Linked DNA regions of Homo sapiens: region 2 is linked to region 1. Evidence: chromatin contacts called from ENCODE Hi-C data. All regions are on one chromosome and are shown on one strand. The core of a region is the stretch at or near the end of the contact, and the rest is flanking DNA. Distances in the headings are between cores, read along the strand shown. Region 1 holds the start of GBP6 (guanylate binding protein family member 6). Region 2 has its middle 59 kb from the start of LRRC8D.

What was found. Hi-C counts contacts between places; a loop is a spot of excess contacts on that map. Pooled maps may share reads with other maps.
Region 2: a loop to region 1 is called in a pooled map, with 2.6 times the contacts of the local background. The contact joins the enhancer-like site here to the promoter of GBP6 in region 1. A Hi-C loop is called at or near these places in 1 of 168 maps with a recorded cell type or tissue (PC-9), 1 of 37 single-sample maps with no recorded cell type and 6 of 50 pooled maps.

Annotation. Positions count from the first base shown.
Region 1 is chr1:89,361,001-89,366,853 of GRCh38, reverse strand. It overlaps GBP6 (guanylate binding protein family member 6), which reads right to left and starts at 2,795. Exons shown (of 11, transcript NM_198460.3): 1 at 2,727-2,795.
Region 2 is chr1:89,759,569-89,765,421 of GRCh38, reverse strand. No RefSeq gene overlaps it. Among named protein-coding and RNA genes, the nearest start is that of LRRC8D, 59 kb to the left of the region's middle. RefSeq lists an enhancer at 2,188-2,688. Within about 2 kb of position 2,306, at least 19 of the 41 ENCODE cell types and tissues checked have a DNase peak (open chromatin) inside an H3K27ac peak, as active enhancers do.

The DNA of each region.
Region 1 (5,853 bases), core at 1,546-4,045:
AGCTACCATGGGCTGGGGGAGGAGGGAATGCAGAATCATTGTTTAAAGGTAGAGAGTCTCAGTTTACAATGATGAAGTTCTGGAGATAGCTGCACAACTAATGTCACCGAAGTATTTTCTTAATTAGTAAAATAGTAATTTTATTATGTATATTTTACCAACAAAAAAGAGAGTAAAAGACAAAAGCCTGGATAATCGGGCAACCTATTCCTCTGTGTTATGCTACTGCAACCACTTATCTGTCAAAATAACCTACCTCAAAGACAGTGGTTATGCTATAAGGTTTTTGATCGACAACCTGCAGTAACTTTTTAATGATCATCATATACTGAAACTTGTTCTCTAATGCATCAGTGTGACCTTATATGTTTGTCTTTTATCTACAGGTTTGGAAGAGTGATGGGAATAGAAGGGAGAAGGGAAAGGATCCACTATGGGATGAGAAAACTCTAGAGAATACAGGCTATCTTTCCAAAAGGGAAGCAGGAGAATGTCCAGAATCTAAAGAATTCAAGTACAGGCTGAAATACGTAGCCTAGAAGGGTCAGGTTCTCTGCAATTTACTCCCACAGACAAGAATAAGAAAAAGAATAAGAATAACAATACATATAATATTGCATATTATTTATGGAGATAAATTATAGATATCTAGAGAGAGAGAGAAATTATGTACATACATATTAATAGATAAGTTAGAGAGATTTCTTTTTGAGAGATAAAGTCAATGTCACTTTTGGGTGAATCGAGGTGAAAGGCATATGGGATTTAATTGTAATATTTTTAGAGGTGAAGTTTAATTCCATAAATTTAGTATTGAAAGTACAATTATTCTGTAGGTCTCCTGGCACATTTTTATTGCCATTATATTAAAATGGTTTTCTATGATACCTGTATTTCCTTATAATTAGAAAAATGTAAACATAATATTGTCTTCAAATGCCTCAAATACTCAGTTTAGAATTGATATGTCAGACACTCAAGATGCATCTAATGCCACCAAAAATACCAGCTCTATCATTCACTACTTATGTGGCCTTGACCAAGGAGGTCAAGCTAGCTGAGCCTGTTAATTATAGGGGTCTGTGAGTTAAATCATACATCCAACCTGGAGGGTGTTTTGATAATAAAACGAGACATTATAAGTTTATATCTTTGCATAGCATGCACCACACAATAGGATTTCAGTAAATGTTGAATTAAATGGAGGTTACTACAATAATTACAATAACAATTGGTCCATTAGATTATATATTTCAACAAAATATACAAACTATAAGTTACTAAGAAACAAAAACTACAAATAAATTTTTCACGGAAGCAAAACTGTAAAGTTCAAGCACGCTGTTGCTGTACAACCTGCTCTTGTCTGATTCTTCACTGAGGGGAGTAAGGAAAATGGAGATCAAACACGAGGTCCTGATTTCCACAGTGAAATGCATTGTAATGTGATGTGTAACGTGTTCATCACATTACAGTGACTGCAACTGTACAGTCCCTTCTTTAAAGTGAACAATAAAGGCAGCTCTAGGAAGATGTGGCTGCTCCTGCAAACAACTTTATATAAACCAGGTCTCTGGTTTCTTAGCTGTGTGGGAACCACAGACCTTTTAACTTCTACTAAATGAAATACAGCTGTTCAATCCTATTCAGGACTGGTTTTCACACTCTGATGTACATAAGAATCACCTGATCACTCTGATGATAGTTTCTTTTGCTGTGCAGAAGCTCTTTAATTAGATCCCATTCTCAGCAAACTAACACAGGAACAGAAAACCAAAAACTGCGTGTTCTAACTGGTAAGTGGGAGTTGAACAATGAGAACATGTGGACACGGGCGGCGGGGGGTTGGCGCTGGGGGTGGGGGTGGGAAACTCACACACTGGGGCCTGTCAGTGGGTGGAGGGCAAGGGGAGGGAGAGCATTAGGACAAATACCTAATGCATGCGGGGCTTAAAACCTAGATGACGGATTGATAGGTGCAGCAAACCACCATGGGACATGGTGGTTTTTAAAAAAATCTTTTTTATTTTAAACATAGTGTCTATTCTTCATCTTTTTTTTTTTTAAAGAATCAACTGAGAGGATTGTTCAAACCCAGATTCCCAGGCCTAAGTATCCATCTGTTTAGCAAGAGCTACAAGAGACTCTGATGTTCCTATGGGAAACTAACACCCCCCTCCTCCCCCACCCCCTCCCCACACACACATACACACACACACACACACACGCACACACAGAGTTTGGACTATATAATTATTTTTAAGTAATAAAGACCAGTGATGTGGGGCCTAAGTTTATTTCTACATAGAGATTTATAGAGCTCTTATTCTGAAGCTTTCCTAAGTGTGACCACTAGAAAGATAGACAAGAAACTCTCCCTTCCGGTATAATTGCCTGGAAGCTCCTTGTTCTCTGCATTCTGGGGCTTGCCGCAGGACCTGAGAGAGATAGCCAGGCAGGCGCCCACCAGGGCTCATTCCAGGCCACTCACTGCTGTCCTGAGTTGATGATCAGGGAACAGCACATCCAGGGGGACGCGGCGTGCCCGGCTGTCACTGGTTCAAGTGGAGAAGCTGAGCTTCCCCAGAACTAAAGCCAGCCACAGACTCCTGCAGGCCAGGCAGCAGGCACCCTGCCCTTCCTGCCCATTCCTCAGTTACCACTCTGAATCAGAAACCAAGTCTTGAGTTAGGAACTAAGTTGCATTTAAAAGAAAGTGAACATACCTGCTCTATAGCACCGCAGGTCCAAGAACAGTTTTCAGTTGCCTCACTCACCTCTTGTTTTCTTTCCTCCTTTTACTTTTCTGTTCTTTCCTTTATAAAAGGAAAAAAAAGCTGAGTAAGCTAGTTGTTTCCACAAATGGGATGGTGCAGTAAAAATAAACTTGGAAGTAAAATTAATCCATGCTTTTAATAAAGTGTTAGCAGAGCCATGCCTGAATCATCCGATGTGAGTTTGAGGATGGGTGTTGGGTGCAGGGGTGGGAGGAGGTCAGAAAAAGCCACAGATACTGCACAGTCACACCTTAGCAAGCACAATCCTGCCAGCTTTCTTTTGTCTTTCCCATCTTAGAAGGCTTCACAGGCTTTCTTCTTGATACCGTTCCCAGGTGGCTTTAGTTTCCTAGGCACACAAGAAAAACAGGAAATCTACAGTAGTCACATAAGCAAAGCCTTAGAAACCAAGAATATTTTAAGCATTTTTCTCTTAGTGGGAATTCTTGAGTTCTGGGGTCTTTTGTTAGTGAAGAACTTTTGATATTTTAAATGTGTTCACACATGCACACACACACACAGAAGAGAGAGAGAGAAAGAGAGAGAGCTAAAGATATTACTGGTTTAAAAAAAGAATGAACCATGTCTTTTACAGCAACATGGATGGAACTGGAGTTCATTATCTTAGGTGAAACAACTCAGAAACCGAAAGTCAAATACCACATTCTTACTCATAAGTGGAAGCTAAAAAATCTGCATACATGGACATAGAAGGTGGAATGTGCAGTGCATAACAGTGTACAAGCTCCTATGAGAATCTAATGCTGCTGCTGATCTGACAGGAGGCAGGTCTCAGGCCTTAGTGCTCTCTCCCTACTCACCTCCTGTGTGGCCCAGTTTCTAACAGACCATGCTCTGGGGGTTTGGGACCCTTGATGTGGACTATTTATCCAACAACCCACAGTTTCCATTGGTTGAGTCTTATCCCCAGGGACTTTAACTATTTTGAATTCACAAGCTGCCCTTGGGCAAAATAGACACCCTTTCACAGCTTGGAGAAACATCTGAGTGAGAAAAGGAGAAAGACTCTCTACAGAGGACATAGCAGCATGCTGGGACTGTCTACCATGGCTGCACTGCTAAATGGATTTGAGAACAGAAGCAAGTGGCAGAATGAGCAGACATGAGTTTTGGCAATAACTTAGGCTGAGGATTTGGGGAGTGTGGTAGACTAATCTGAATACTCTATTCAGACAAAGACTTGTGTTAAAAATGTAAAATTCTGGGCCAGGTGCGGTGGCTCACTCCTGTAATCCCAGCACTTTGGGAGGCCGAGGCGGGCGGATCACGAGGTCAGGAGATCAAGACCATCCTGGCTAACAGGGGGAAACCCTGTCTCTCTCTACTAGAAATACAAAAAAATTAGCCGGGTGTGGTGGCGGGCACCTGTAGTCCCAGCTCCTCAGGAGACTGAGGCAGGAGAATGGTGTGAACCTGGGAGGCAGAGCTTGCAGTGAGCCGAGATTGTGCCACTGCACTCCAGCCTGGGCGACAGAGCGAGACTCCATCTCAAAAAAAAAGGAAAATTCTGGATTCAAAAATGTTTAATATTTTCAAAAGCAATATTAAAAATTGACTAATTTGTCATGAATGATCTTAAAGACCAAATTCCAAGGGAAGGTGAACGCCCAAAGAGTTAAGTGGAGTATTGAAGCTGTTTTTTTTCTAATAGCATTTGCCAACCAAGGGAATGTGACCTTCAGTTTGGAAGGCATTTATGAAGAGGCCAAAAGTCAAAGACCAGAGCTTGTCTAAAGTAAAGAGTCTAGTAGGAGGCCTCCTTTAGATGTTATAAGACTAAACCAGTGATTCTTAATACTTGCTGCACATAAACATCAATTGAGGTTCTCCTTAAAAACTTGAGCTCTGATCCATCACCAGAGACTCTGATTTAGTAAGTCTAGAGTTGAGGGTGAGTGTGAGTGTTTTTTTAAAGCCTCGCCCCACCTCCAGGTGGTTCCAATTGCAGTCAAGGAGGCAAAGAACTGGAGTAAATGTCGAGAGCAACTGTGAACTAGAACTAGCAGGGCAAGCAGGTTTAGGACTGGCTAGCTGGAATAATTTCAGTGGGCTCTGGGGCAGAGGGATTGTTCTTACTTTTGATATTTGGCCTTTCGGTGAGTAGGGCAGATGGATAGTGGCCCAGAGAATGAGAGCCAACAGAGAAAGTGGCGGGGTGTGGGCTCCAGGTTGGTTGGTTTGCATATGAAAGGCACACTTGCAGGAGAATCCTGTAGTATCTCTAAGAACTGGCAAGCCCAGGGAGGGTCAGTCTCTCCAGGATCAGCAAAGCCCCAAGATGTCTAAAGCTTTAGATAGGGAAACTAGAAAATGTGTTAATTATGGGGTTGCATATATTGGATGGTCCATGAAGTCAAGCCAGGAGCTTAGCACAAAACACCCAGAATAGTCAAAGTGACCTGAGAATGAAGAACAAAGCTGGAGGCATCACACTTACTGATTTCAAAATGTATAACAAATCTACAGTAATTAAGACAGTATGGAACTGGCATAAAAATAGACACATAGATGAATGAAACAGAATAGAGAGCTCAGAAATAAAATACAATATTTTGAAAATATATTGAAAAGGTTCTCAACATTACTAATAATCAGAGAAATGCAAATCAAAACAATAGTGATATATCACCTCCTACCTGTTAGGATGGCTATTACAAAAAAATAGATGAGCATTGATAAGGATATAGAGAAACCGGAATCCTTTTACACTGTTGAGAATGTGAAATGGTGAGGCAACGCTGCAAAACAGTATGGAGGTTTCCCAAAAAATTACCTACTACATGATCCAGCAATACCACTACTAGGAATATATTCAAAAGAATAAAAATCAGAATCTTAAAGAAATATCTGCACTCCCATGTTCACTGTAGCATTATTCACAATGGCCAAGATATGAGAAAACACAAATGTCCATCAACAGATAAATAGATAAAGAAAATTTGGTGTATGTGTGTGTGTGTCTGTGAGAGAGAGAGAATTATTCAACTTTAAAAAACAAGTGTGTTCTGTCATTTGAAACAACATGGATAAACCTGAAGGACATTATGCTAAAAAA
Region 2 (5,853 bases), core at 1,057-3,556, 400 kb before region 1:
TTCATGTTGTTAATGAATACCATGAATAACTTATTTTTTAGTGCTGTGTACTTATTGTTTGAAAAAAATCAAAATTTATTCATTTTACTGTAGATTGACATTTGGGTTGTTCCTAGTTTAGTGAAATGATTAAAGTAATTAAGATTATTATATGTGATATGATTAGATCATAAATTATATGATTATATAGCTATATGAGTAGGTGACTAATATATAAGTATATATCTTATTATATATTATATAACATATTATATTTACAGAACCGACCAAAATAAATCTGACAAAAAGTACTCCTTTTTGTTGGATTTGCAATTTGTTGGATTTATATACAAGAGTAAAATAAAGTATTTTTAGCTTTAGTAGATACTCTCTAAAAGATTTCCAAAGTAGTTGTACCAAGTTACACTCCCATCAGCAAATTATGAGAGATTTATTTGCCAATGGTTGGCTTTGTTATATATATTATTTTAGAAGGTAGTAAGGAATATGGTATGTGCTATGGAAAAGGAGAAGTTGGGCAAGATAAAGGGGATTGGAAGTACTGGGGGAAAGTAGAGCAGTTTGAAATTTTAAATATGTGGTCAGGATTGGCTTTTATTTATTTGTTTTTTTGACAGGGTCTTGCTCTGTTGCCCAGGCTGGAGTGCAGTGGCATGATCATGGCTCACACTGCAGCCTCAACCTCCCAGGCTCAAGCAGTCCTCCTGCCTCCCAAGTAGCTAGGACTATAGGTGTGTGCCACCGTCCTCTACGAAAAATATATTTTGTATTTTTTGTAGAGATGGGGTTTTGCCGTGTTGCCCAGGCTGGTCTGGAACTCCTGGGCCCAAGCTGTCTGCTGCCTTCACCTCTCAAAGTGCTGAGATTACAGGTATGAGCCGCCATGCCTGGCTGGCTTTTTTTTTTTTTTTTTTTTTTTGAAGGTGACAACTGAACAAAGTCATGAAAAAGTAAGCGAAAGAGCTATGCAGGTATGTGAGGAAAATATTCTAGGTAGAGGGAAAAGCCAACACAAAGGCTATTAATAAATTGCTGGTGCTTTCCAGCAAAAGCAATTGGTCATTGTGGAAGAAACAGAGTGAACAAGGGAGAAAGGTATGGGAAATAACATGAAGGGGGAAAAGAGCCAGATCATGTAGGGCCTCCAGGACATGGTGAGTGCTTTGGCTTTTACACCGAGTGAAATAGGGAGCTACAATAGGGGTTTGAGCAGATGAGTGACATAATCTGATTTACACTTAAAAAAATTCTGGTGGCTAGATTAAAAATAACTGTGGGCAGGAGCAGGGAGATGAATTAGTCTATTGCAGGAGGTGACAGTAGCTTTAACCAAAGTGGTGATAGTGGACGCTCCAGGCAAATAGGGTGTCAAAAGCCGAGGTGCAGAGATGGAAAGTTCAGTTCAAGGCCGGTATCAGAACTGTGAGCAAACCAGTTGTCTTTCTAACGGGGGAAGGAAAATGACAGCTGCCATTTATTGAACATTCACTATGTGGCAAGCATTGTGCTAAATTTGATACTCCGGCGACCTCTTTTAGTCTCCATGACAACCCTGTAAAGACATTTAGAATTTAGAACCTTTCATACAGTTCCATGACTAAAACGTAGCACACCTGGCATTCCAACCCTTCATTTCATTCTACTCTAGCACTAAAGCTAGAAGGGAAGCTTGAGGCCACATTGTGGAGTGCCAAGAGGTTTGAACTTTTGCCTGGTTTGAACTTTTACCTTCTTAATCTTTTCCCCGCATCCCCACATTTGAGGACAGGACACCTCCAGGAACTGCAGCTCAGCAACAGGGGTTCAGCGTGAGCGCGGCCTGGGGAGGGTCATCGCCTTTTTGGGGAGTGTGGGGAGAAACGCGGCTCGCCTTGTCGTGGCTGGCGATACGCCTCTGCAGGAAGGGTGTGTCTCCCCGCTTGAGGATTCTCCCTATAGATAAAGAGGAGACTCAGCAGAGCCTTAATTAGAGATCACAGAGGACTGACAACGAGCGTCCGGAAGACGAATTGGCAGCGAGGTGCATGGATTCGATACAGAAGCTGGAGATAGAGTCCAGCTAACAGACCACTGCAGTTCGACGGAGCCAGAGTGAGGCAACGAGGAGAGATGTCGGGGAAGGAAAGGGGATGGGACTTGGGGACTGGAGCGGCTCGAGAGCGACGGAGAAGGGGGCGTTAGGCTCTAAGGATTCTCTTACTGTGCCTCCTCCCCGTGTCCTCGGGTGGCGGCTGCGCAGCCCTCCAGCCCTCAGAGCTGCCCTGCAGCACCTTGGCCACTAGGAGGCAGGCCCGCCTTATCTGGAGCCCCGGCCGCCGCTCACTCCAGGGAGGGCTGCGCTGCTGCTTAAATTCCAAGTCAGGCCAGCCCCTGGAACGCTTAATGGGAGCTTAGATTTAGAACAGTTGATTTTCATTGAGACGGAAATTTGGACAGTCTCCCACTTGATTGAAAACGGCTAGAAACAAGGCTTACGGTAGAGCAATGAATGCCAGAGTGCAGGCGCCGGTGCCCAGGCGGCCCGGGGAACAGGAGGGCCGGAGGAGGAAACAGCTGCCTGCAAAACACCAGCAGCGCCCTTAATTAACACCAGTGCTGGCCAGGGGGATTGTGCTTCCGGAAATTCCCAACGTCCTTTCCCTGCTTGCCCAGGGCCATTCCATTATACAGTTTCAGACCAGTCCCAGGTCTGAAATGGAAAGAGATGTTACCCTAGATGCCCGGAGACAGCGGGGCCGCAGAGACCTCGCACAGCCGAATAGCAGTGGAGCAGGTGTGTGTGTGTGCATGTGCATGTGTGCACGCTGTGAGGGTGTGGTGTGTGTAACATGCTCCCATGTGTCCGTGTGCCCGCTCTGCAGGGGGAATGTTAATGTTTGATTGTTGTTTGGCTTCAGCCCAAAAGAGAAACAAATAATGAGGTGAACGGAAATGAGCTGGAGTCTCTGCTTTCACCGCTAATTAGTCCCTGCTCGATTTTGACGAAGAAGACATACAATAGACACAAGTGAGCAACGAATGAGAAACTCAGGGACCTAGGCTGGGGAAAGGGCGTCGGGTGGGGGGTGTGTGGGCAGGGCTAGGAAGGGAATCTCAGAAGCCAGTGTGCCTGGATCAGGCCGACAGGTCATTCCCACCCTTAGATGAAAATCTGCGCATTATTCCATCTTGGCTGGCATCTCTTATGGGCTGGCCTTCATCTTACTAACGCCATTTCACTTTTTGAAGGGTTGACAGTTACCTTCTTCACCTTCCCCTGGGCAGTTCTTTGTTGTCTTTGTCAGGCTGGCCCCTGTCCATATTTCTCAGAGCCCTGGTCACAGCTCTCTTACTCACCAGCTGCTCAGACAAACCCAGCCTTGACCTGGCTCTGCACTTCAGCACGTTGCCTGCTGCTCCTTAGACTCTTCTCTTGCTACCTGTGAAAGGTCAGATGCAAAATGGTGAAGGCAGAAACAGACTGTTTGATGACAAGGTGAGGAAGAGCTGCTGCTCAATATACCTGTGTGTCTATTGATGTGCAAGTGAGCAGGAAAGATGGTGGTAGAAAGTCATGTTAGAGACCTCTGTGGCAGACCCTTCAATTATCAGCAATGCCAAGGGTCCCTGTCTGTGGGGCCCCCACAGGCACAACTCGTATGGGCTCCAGAGACACCATTTCAGCTTGAGAATGTGTCCCCCAAGTTGCTAAAGTATGTGTCCTACCCTCAGAGTACCTGGTCTCTCCAGGGCTCTCATAGCCCCTTGTGAATATATGCCTAGGAGTGCATGCTCCTTGAGCATGAATATGAGAATTATAAAAAAAATTCTTCACCCAGAGCAGGTTCTCCTCAGACTTGTATTCTCGAATGTGTGTGTGAGAGAGGGAACTTCATTTCTTTCACATCCTAATAAATACAGAGAATGGTCACTTCTTAGAAACTGTTGTTCACAGCACTTCTGGGTTGTTGCTAGTCTTTATTCCCTTTCTTTTTGCTTGCCCCTTTAGGGCACAACTGTCCCAGTACAGGTTTTCTTTCTAATGCTGCTCTTCTTTTTTGTTTGTTTGTTTGAGATGGACTCTCACTCTGTTGCCCAGGCTGGAGTGCAGTGGTGCGATCTCAGCTCACTGCAAGCTCTGCCTCCTGGGTTCAAGCAATTCTCCTGCCTCAGCTTCCCAAGCAGCTGGGATTATAGGCGCGTACCACCACACCCAGCTAATTTTTGTATTATTAGTAGAGATGGGGTTTCACGATGTTGGCCAGGCTGGTCTCGAACTCCTGATCTCAAGTGATCTACCCGCCTCAGCCTCCTAAAGTGCTGGGATTACAGGCATGAGCCACCATGCCCAGCATGCTCTTCCTTTATAATTTGGTAGATTGGGCCATGGTGGGAGTTCTCAAACTTTAATAATAATAAAAAAAGTCTCTCAAGGAGTTTGTTTTAAATGCAGATTTCTCAGGTCCTGCCCAAATCTATGGAATCAGAATTTCTGGAGCAGTCCATGGGAATCGGCATTTTACCAATCCCTCTGCTACCTCCTCCTCTAAGATCCGAAGTCAGATGGTTCACAGAACACATATCATAAAACGTGGTGCTGATGGAGGCCTTGGGCCCTTGTCTGGCTTGCTCAGGCTGCTATAACAAAACACTGTAAACTGGATGACTTATAAACAACAGCAATTTAATTCTCACAGTTCTGGAGGCTGGAAGTCCAAGATTGGATTTGGTTTCTGGTGAGTGCTCACTTCCTGTTTCCTAGAACAGTTCTTTTCCCCTGCGTCCTCACTAAGTGAAAAGGGAAGATAAGCTCCCTTGGGCTCCTTTATAAGGGCACTGTTCTCACTCATGAGCCCTCCATTTCATGACCTAATCACCTCCCAAAGGTCCCACCTCTTAATACCATCACCTTGGGGTTTAGATCTCAACATATGAGTTTTGGAGAGACACAAACATTCAAACAAAAGCAGTCCTTTTCTTAATTTTGAGAGTTATTTATATATTTTAGACTCAAGACCTTTCTTAGAGATGTAATTTCTAAATATTTTCTTCCTGTCTGTAATTTGTCTTTTGATCCTTTGTCCAAGGTCTTTCACAGAAGTTTTTAATTTTGATGAGATCCAATTTATAAATTTTTCTTCTTATGGCTCATGCTTTTGGTGTCAAGTCTAAGAACTTTGCTTAGTCCTACACCCCAAAGATTTTTCTCTTATATAGTTGTATGTTTATGTTTTAGTCAATTATCCATTTTGAGTTAATTTTGGTATTGGTTTAGGTCCAATTGCTCCAGCACCATTTATTGAAAAGGCTGTTTCTCCTCTATTGCATTGCTTTTACTTCTTTGTCTAAAATTAATGGGAATTTTGAGTGGGTCTATATCTGTGTTCTCTATTCTGTTCCACTGATTGATTGCTTTGCCTGTTCCCTCTACCAATACCATACTGTTTGGATACAGCACTTATATATAGGGCCTTAACATTTGGAAGCGTGATTCTTCCCACTTTATTCTTGTTTTTAAAGTTTTTTTTTTTTTTTTTTTTTTTTTGTTTTTTGCAATTCTTGGGTCTTTCCCTTTCCATATAAATTTTAGAGTAAGCTTGTCTATGTCTATGAAAAAAACTTATTTAAATTTTGATAGTAATTACATTAACATGATCTGGTTACGGAGAAGAAACTGTGTGGAAAAGTTGGGCAGTCGTAGTTGCTATATGATTTGTTAATAAACTTTGATCCTTCTAGAATCCTAGAACCAGAGAGGACTCAACACTTTAAACTGGCTCCAGGGAACATTGTAGGTTCTTGGGGGTTCATAAACTGTCTTTAGGAAAACGGAGCTGTCTTAAGAGAAGTAAGTTGTACGTACTTCTCTGAGAA